Linked DNA regions of Homo sapiens: region 1 is linked to region 2. Evidence: read pairs that join two places in POLR2A ChIA-PET (ENCODE). Cell type or tissue: endothelial cell of umbilical vein. All regions are shown on one strand. Each heading gives the region's core, and the rest is flanking DNA. Links, peaks and the distances in the headings are about the cores only. Region 1 has its middle 70 kb from the start of LINC00330. Region 2 overlaps LINC00407 (long intergenic non-protein coding RNA 407).

Region 1 (2,913 bases), core at 126-2,625, 69 kb after region 2:
TAAATTATTCTAATTTGTAGTGTTTATAATAACATGATTAAATATAATTTAAAAGGCTAAAACTACATTTAATTTATTTTTAATATACAAAGATACTTGCTGATGGCATTTTTACTGATGGAAGTATTTTTCCTTTTTTAAAATAAACTTTTTATTTTAAAACAGTTTTATATTTACAGAAAAGTTGCAAATAATAGTACAAGGGTTCCTACCCATCCATCAGCTAGTTTTCCCTGAGGTTAACATATTGCATTACTATAGTACATTTCTCAAAAGTAAGAAGCCAATGGTGGTAAAGTACTGCTAGCTAAACTCCAGCCAAGGCAAGGCAGCCACAGCTGAGTGCCTTTACTCAGATTTCACCAGTTCTTCCACTAACGCCCTTTTCTGTTCAGGATCTAATTCAGGATCCCACCTTGCATTTGGTGGTCCTCTCTCCTAGTCTCTCCTTAGGGCTGTGACAGTTTCTCATATTTTCCTTGTTTTTGATGAGCTTGACAGTTTTGAGGAGTGCTGGACAGGCATTTTGTTGAAAGTCCCTCCACTGGGATTTGTCTGGTGTTTTCTCATGACTTGGCTGGATGACAGTGTTTTGGGGAAGAAGAAAGACCACAGAGGCGAAGTGCCATTTTCATCACCTTATATCAAGGGTAACTACTGTTAACATGATTCATCACTGTGGATGCTGACCTTGATCCAGGTAGTGCTTGCAAGTCCCTAAGCCAAGCTCCCACACTCAAAATGTGTGTATGGTGGCAAGTGTGGGAGGGGGGCTGAGCTTTGCCCCCTGGAGGGGGAATATCTATGGAAATTATTTGGAATTCTTCTGCACAGAAGAGTTGTCTCTTTCCCCTCCTCCCCCTGCCCCATGTATTTATTTCTTCAATAGCTTATTTATATTAAGATGGACCCCTGGATATTTATTTTATACTTTGGGTTTGTAATCCAATACTATTTACAGATGATCCTCAAATTACAATAGGGTTATGTCCCAACAAACCCATTGTAAATTGAAAATCTTAAGTCAAAAATGCATTTAATACCCCCAATAAATCAATCGTAAAGTTGAAATCGGAAGTGGCACCATCATAAGTAGGGAAGTGCCTATATTTTCCTGCTTGTATTGTTCCAGCTTTGGCCACCAGGAGCTCTTCCAGGCTATCTCCTGTGCCCCTTTGAAGGTGTCCCTTCCTTACTTTTGCTCTTTGAGCCCTTCCTTACTTCTAGCACCATGAGACGCTCCAGGCTCATCTTGCATTTTTCCTGCCCCAATCCTAGAGTTGGCCACTTTTCCAAGGAGCCCTGGTTCCTTTTATTGGAGAATGGTGTTAGAAACGAAGACCTGGGTGCTGGGCATAAATTAGCGTATTAGGCTGTGTTTATGTTGCTTAAAAGGAATACTTGAGACTGGGTAATTTATAAAGAAAAGAGATATTATTTTGGCTCACAGTTCTGCAGCCTGTACAGGAAACTTGGTGCTGGCATCTGTTTCTGGTGAGGGCTTCAGGAAGCTTTTAATCATGACGAAGGCGACGGGCAGCCAGCATGTCACACGGAGAGAGCGTGAGCGAGAGAGAGGAGGAGGTGCTATATACTTTTAAACAACCAGATCTCACAAGAACTCACTATCCAGAGGACAGTACCAAGCCATTCATGAGGAATCCGCCCTCATGACCCAAACACCTCCCACCAGGCCCCACCTCCAACATTAGGGATCACATTTCAACATGATTTGGTGGAGACAGACATCCAAACTGTGTCAGTTAGATTTTTAAAACACTTCTTAGCATTTATTTTTAATTATAAAATTAATATACACTCTTGGAAAAATTTTCCTTCTTTCTGTTTGTTTGTTTGTTTTTGTAGAGACAGGTCTCACTTTGCTGCCCAGGCTGATCTCAAACTACTGGTCTCAAGCAGTTTTCCCATGTTGGCCTCCCAAAGTGCTAGGATTGTAGGCATGAGCCACCACTCCAGGTCAAAATTTCTGAACAACATAGAAATGTACCAAGTTAGACATGAAAAAGTCCCTGGCAGGGTGTGGTGGCTCACGCCTGTAATCCCAGCACTTTGGGAGGCCGAGGCAGGTGGATCATGAGGTGAGGAGTTTGAGAGCAGCCTGGCCAATATGGTGAAACCCTGTCTCTACTAAAAATAACAAAAATTAGCCAGGCATGGTGGCACGCTCCTGTAGTCCCAGCTACTCAGGAGTCTGAGGCAGAAGAATTGCTTGAATCCGGGAGGCAGAGGTTGCAGTGAGCCGAGATGGAGCCACTGCACTCCAGCGTGGGTGACAGAGCGAGATTCTGCCTCAAAAAAAAAGAAAAAGACCCATCTGCTTTTTCTGCAATCTACTTTCCAAAACTAAACTATCATTTAGGGTGTACTTAGGGTTTTTAACAATTTATAAACGAATGCATCTTTATAGTACAACATTTGAAAATGATTAAAAAGTATACATCAATAAGATTTCAGAATTTTTTGCACTGTTTGTAATGGGGAAAATGAGAAAAAAATGTCCTTTATCAAGAATCGGAGATCAGTTCTAATCTAATCTCTAACTCTAAGAACCTGGTAAAAAGTATATAAAATAAAGACATTTAATTATATGAGAAAGTGTTCACAATATATCTATTCAATGAAAAACAGCAGATTACAAAACACTACGTACAATATTTATTCCTTCCTTTTTGTAAAAATAAAATTAAAAGTATTGGCACAAAAAAGATTAAAAGAACAAGTATCAGTATGTCATAGTGATTAATTCTGAATAATGCGGTAATTACAGGTGATTTTACCTTTCTTCCTTTTCTTTAAATGCATTTTCCAAATTCTGTACACTTAACATGCATTACTTTTGAACTAAGGAAGCAAAGTAATACAGGCAGTGCTTGCTTTACACAATATTGTGTT
Region 2 (2,913 bases), core at 213-2,712:
CTGAGTCAGAGAACTCAAGAGAAAGGAAGGAATGAGATGCTGTTGGAGGTACGGTTTGAAGGCTCTCTGGACACGTGTGACAGACCACTAGAAACATGAGCATGGAGTTAGGAAGGGCCTAGACCAGTGATTTGGAAGTTACCAGCATATAGACATGGCTGGAGTTTGTTGAAGTGCATGAAATTGCTCATGCAAGAAAGTATAAAAAGACAGAGGGAGTGGGCATGAGGACAGGCAGAGCAAGAAGGGAGTTAGACCGAAATCAGTCACAGCAATGGGAGAGATTTTAAAAGCCAGTCTGCAGACTGACATGATACAGAGAGGTACAAACCAGGCTGAGCAATTCAGAGAATGAACTCTGGCCTTTGAGAGAGCAAGTTAGGTTCTAAGGAACAAGTCATGATCTATGGCCAAGATTTGAGACATTATGTGTCGTGAAGCTGAGGGTGGGGTGGTCCACTTACTTAGACAAAACAGAAACTGTGCAAATAGACCCAGCTGATTGAGTCGAGGTGCGTGAAATGGAGAGGTACAAAGTGAAGAGATTGCTGACTTAAGCATGGTCACACACACCAGCCATATTGCCGGGGGGAGATGTTCACGCCACGGTGCAGCTTCAGCTCTGGAAACAGTTGACTGGTGGAGAGGTGGGATAGAGGCTATGCTGGTGGGGAGTGCGGGAGTCAGTTTTCTGTAGTCCAGAGAACTTAGCTCTAACAAGAGCTGCCATTTCTTAGAGGCTTTTTTTTGGTGGGGGGGATGCTTCACCTTCATTATCTTGTTTGAGCTTCAGAACATCTTTGCAAGGTATAATTTAAAAATGAGGAAAGTGAGGCTCAGAGAGCCAAGGAACTGCCCAAATCCAACTGAGAGGGCAGAATTTGAACCCACATTTGTGGAACCTCAAAGCCCTGATTCTTTCCTCTGTAACATTCTGCCTTGGGTCAGAGACGTCTGTCCTCAGGTAGCAGGTTCATCTGGTCTAGGAAGAAAGTCAAGCCTGAGACAAACAAGCACAGGGCTCCTGAGCTCCCAGCCACCAGCCCAGGAGCAGGAAAGGGTTGGAGTTCTGAGGGAGATTGTGATGTGAAGAAGGGGACTGGTCAGAACCAAGGAGCAAGAGCCCGGCCTCCAGGACTTTAACAAATTGAGAAATGTTGAGGCAAGGGCAGCAGCTGTCTCCCAGCAACTTGGGGCCCCAGGTCTGACCAAGAGCAATGATGGGCAGGGGAGCAAGTTGGGTGTGGCCATGAAAAGGTCGTGTGTTTTATTTAGGGAATATAGGAATTAAGTGTATTAGTCTGTTCTCGTGCTGCTAATAAAGACATACCCAAACTGGGTAATTTAAAAAGGAAAGAGGTTTAATAGACTCACAGTTCCACCTGGCCAGGGAGACCTCACAATCATGGTGGAAGGCAAGGAGGAGCAAAGTCACATCTTACATGGCAGCAGGCAAGAAAGAGCGTATGTAGGGAAGCTCCCCTTTATAAAACCATCAGGCCTTGTGAAACTTAATCACTGTCACAAGAACAGCATGGGAATGGCCTGCCCCATGATTCAATTACCTCCTGCCAGGTCCCTCCCATGACATGTGGGAATTATGTGAGCTACAATTCAAGATGAGATTTGGGTGAGAACACAGCCAAATCATATCGTTAAGCATGTATATAAGTCAGAGACATGCCAGTGAGAAGAGAGAGGAAAGAGGGGAGAAGAGTCATAAATCAAGGATCAAGATCCCAGGGAGGGGGATTAGCTCTGGAAAGAATGAAGGGTGAAGCTTCCTCTGAGACAGAAAGGGGGTCAGGATGGTAAAAAGAGCATTCATTTTGACAAAGGTTGGGAAGGAAGTTGAAAAAGTTTAGACCAAACAGCCTCTTTTTTTTTTTTAATTGAAAGAGGCTATATTATTTCTGTAGGGTTGGTGATGAGAAAATAATTTAAAATGCAAACCAGAGCATCAAGGAATGCAAAAGCAAATTCAGTGGTAAGAGAACACCACATCCAGTACCCAGCAAGGTGGGAATGCAGCCACTGGGTCAAAGAGGATCAGGTAGATTAATTCCAGTATCTCCCTGCTTTTCACAATGACTTAGGAGGAACGCAGGGAGGTAGAGCATGTAAAAGAGAGATAACGTGTGGGGAAATATGTTGTAAATACTAAAGTATTATGCAAATCAGTTGCATCTGAATTACTTTTTCGGTGTTAAGGATGATGAAACAGATTCGGAGCAGTTAAGGTCACTGAGGCACCACCTGGACTTGAACTCACATCCTCTAGCCCCAGCCCTGCTGCTCCTGCGGCCCGCTTCTGCACAGCGCAGCACTGAGTAAATGAGATTGGAAATGGAAGTGGTAAGGAGGAAAACAAAACCTTCTGCCTTTAAATTCTTGTTCTGGGCTGGGTGCGGTGGCTCACACCTGTAATCCCAGGACTTTGCGAGGCTGAGGCAGGCAGATCACAAGGTCAGGAGATCAAGACCATCCTGGCCAACATGGTGAAACCCCATCTCTACTAAAATACAAAAAAATAGCCAGGCATGGTGGTGCTTGCCTGTAATCCCAGCTACTCGAGAGGCTGAGGCAGGAGAATCGCTTGAACCTGTAAAGCAGAGGTTGCAGTGAGCTGAGATCACGCCACTGCACTCCAGCCTGGCGACAGAGCTAGGCTCCATCTCAAAAAACAAAAAATAAAATAAAAATAAATAAATAAAAAATTCTTGTTCTGAGACACAGAGAAACAAAATCTGTTTCCGTTTTCTTTTTCTTTTCTTTTTTTTTTTTTTGAGACAGGGTCACAATCTATCATCCAGGCTGGAGTGCAGTGGTGCCATGTTGGCTCACTGCAACCTCCGCCTCCTGGGTTCAAGCAATTCTCCTGCCTCAACCTCCTGAGTAGCTGGCATTACAGGT

Evidence for each region. ChIA-PET counts read pairs that join two places held together with the same protein. Peaks named below come from ENCODE experiments on the same cell type or tissue, not always from the same donor. Only the 100,000 strongest peaks of a DNase experiment are listed, where the experiment ranks them.
Region 1: POLR2A ChIA-PET joins it to region 2 with 9 read pairs; 3 of 35 experiments call an interaction of 5 or more read pairs at or near these places.

The regions. Positions count from the first base shown.
Region 1 is chr13:44,738,165-44,741,077 of GRCh38, forward strand. No RefSeq gene overlaps it. Among named protein-coding and RNA genes, the nearest start is that of LINC00330, 70 kb to the right of the region's middle. In endothelial cell of umbilical vein, for the core only: a CTCF peak has its summit at 1,174; a DNase peak (open chromatin) is centred at 1,517; H3K27ac peaks cover 436 bases.
Region 2 is chr13:44,669,398-44,672,310 of GRCh38, forward strand. The region is part of intron 3 of LINC00407 (long intergenic non-protein coding RNA 407); the gene reads left to right. Among named protein-coding and RNA genes, the nearest start is that of LINC00407, 30 kb to the left of the region's middle. In endothelial cell of umbilical vein, for the core only: no CTCF peak of the experiment used is centred there; no DNase peak of the experiment used is centred there.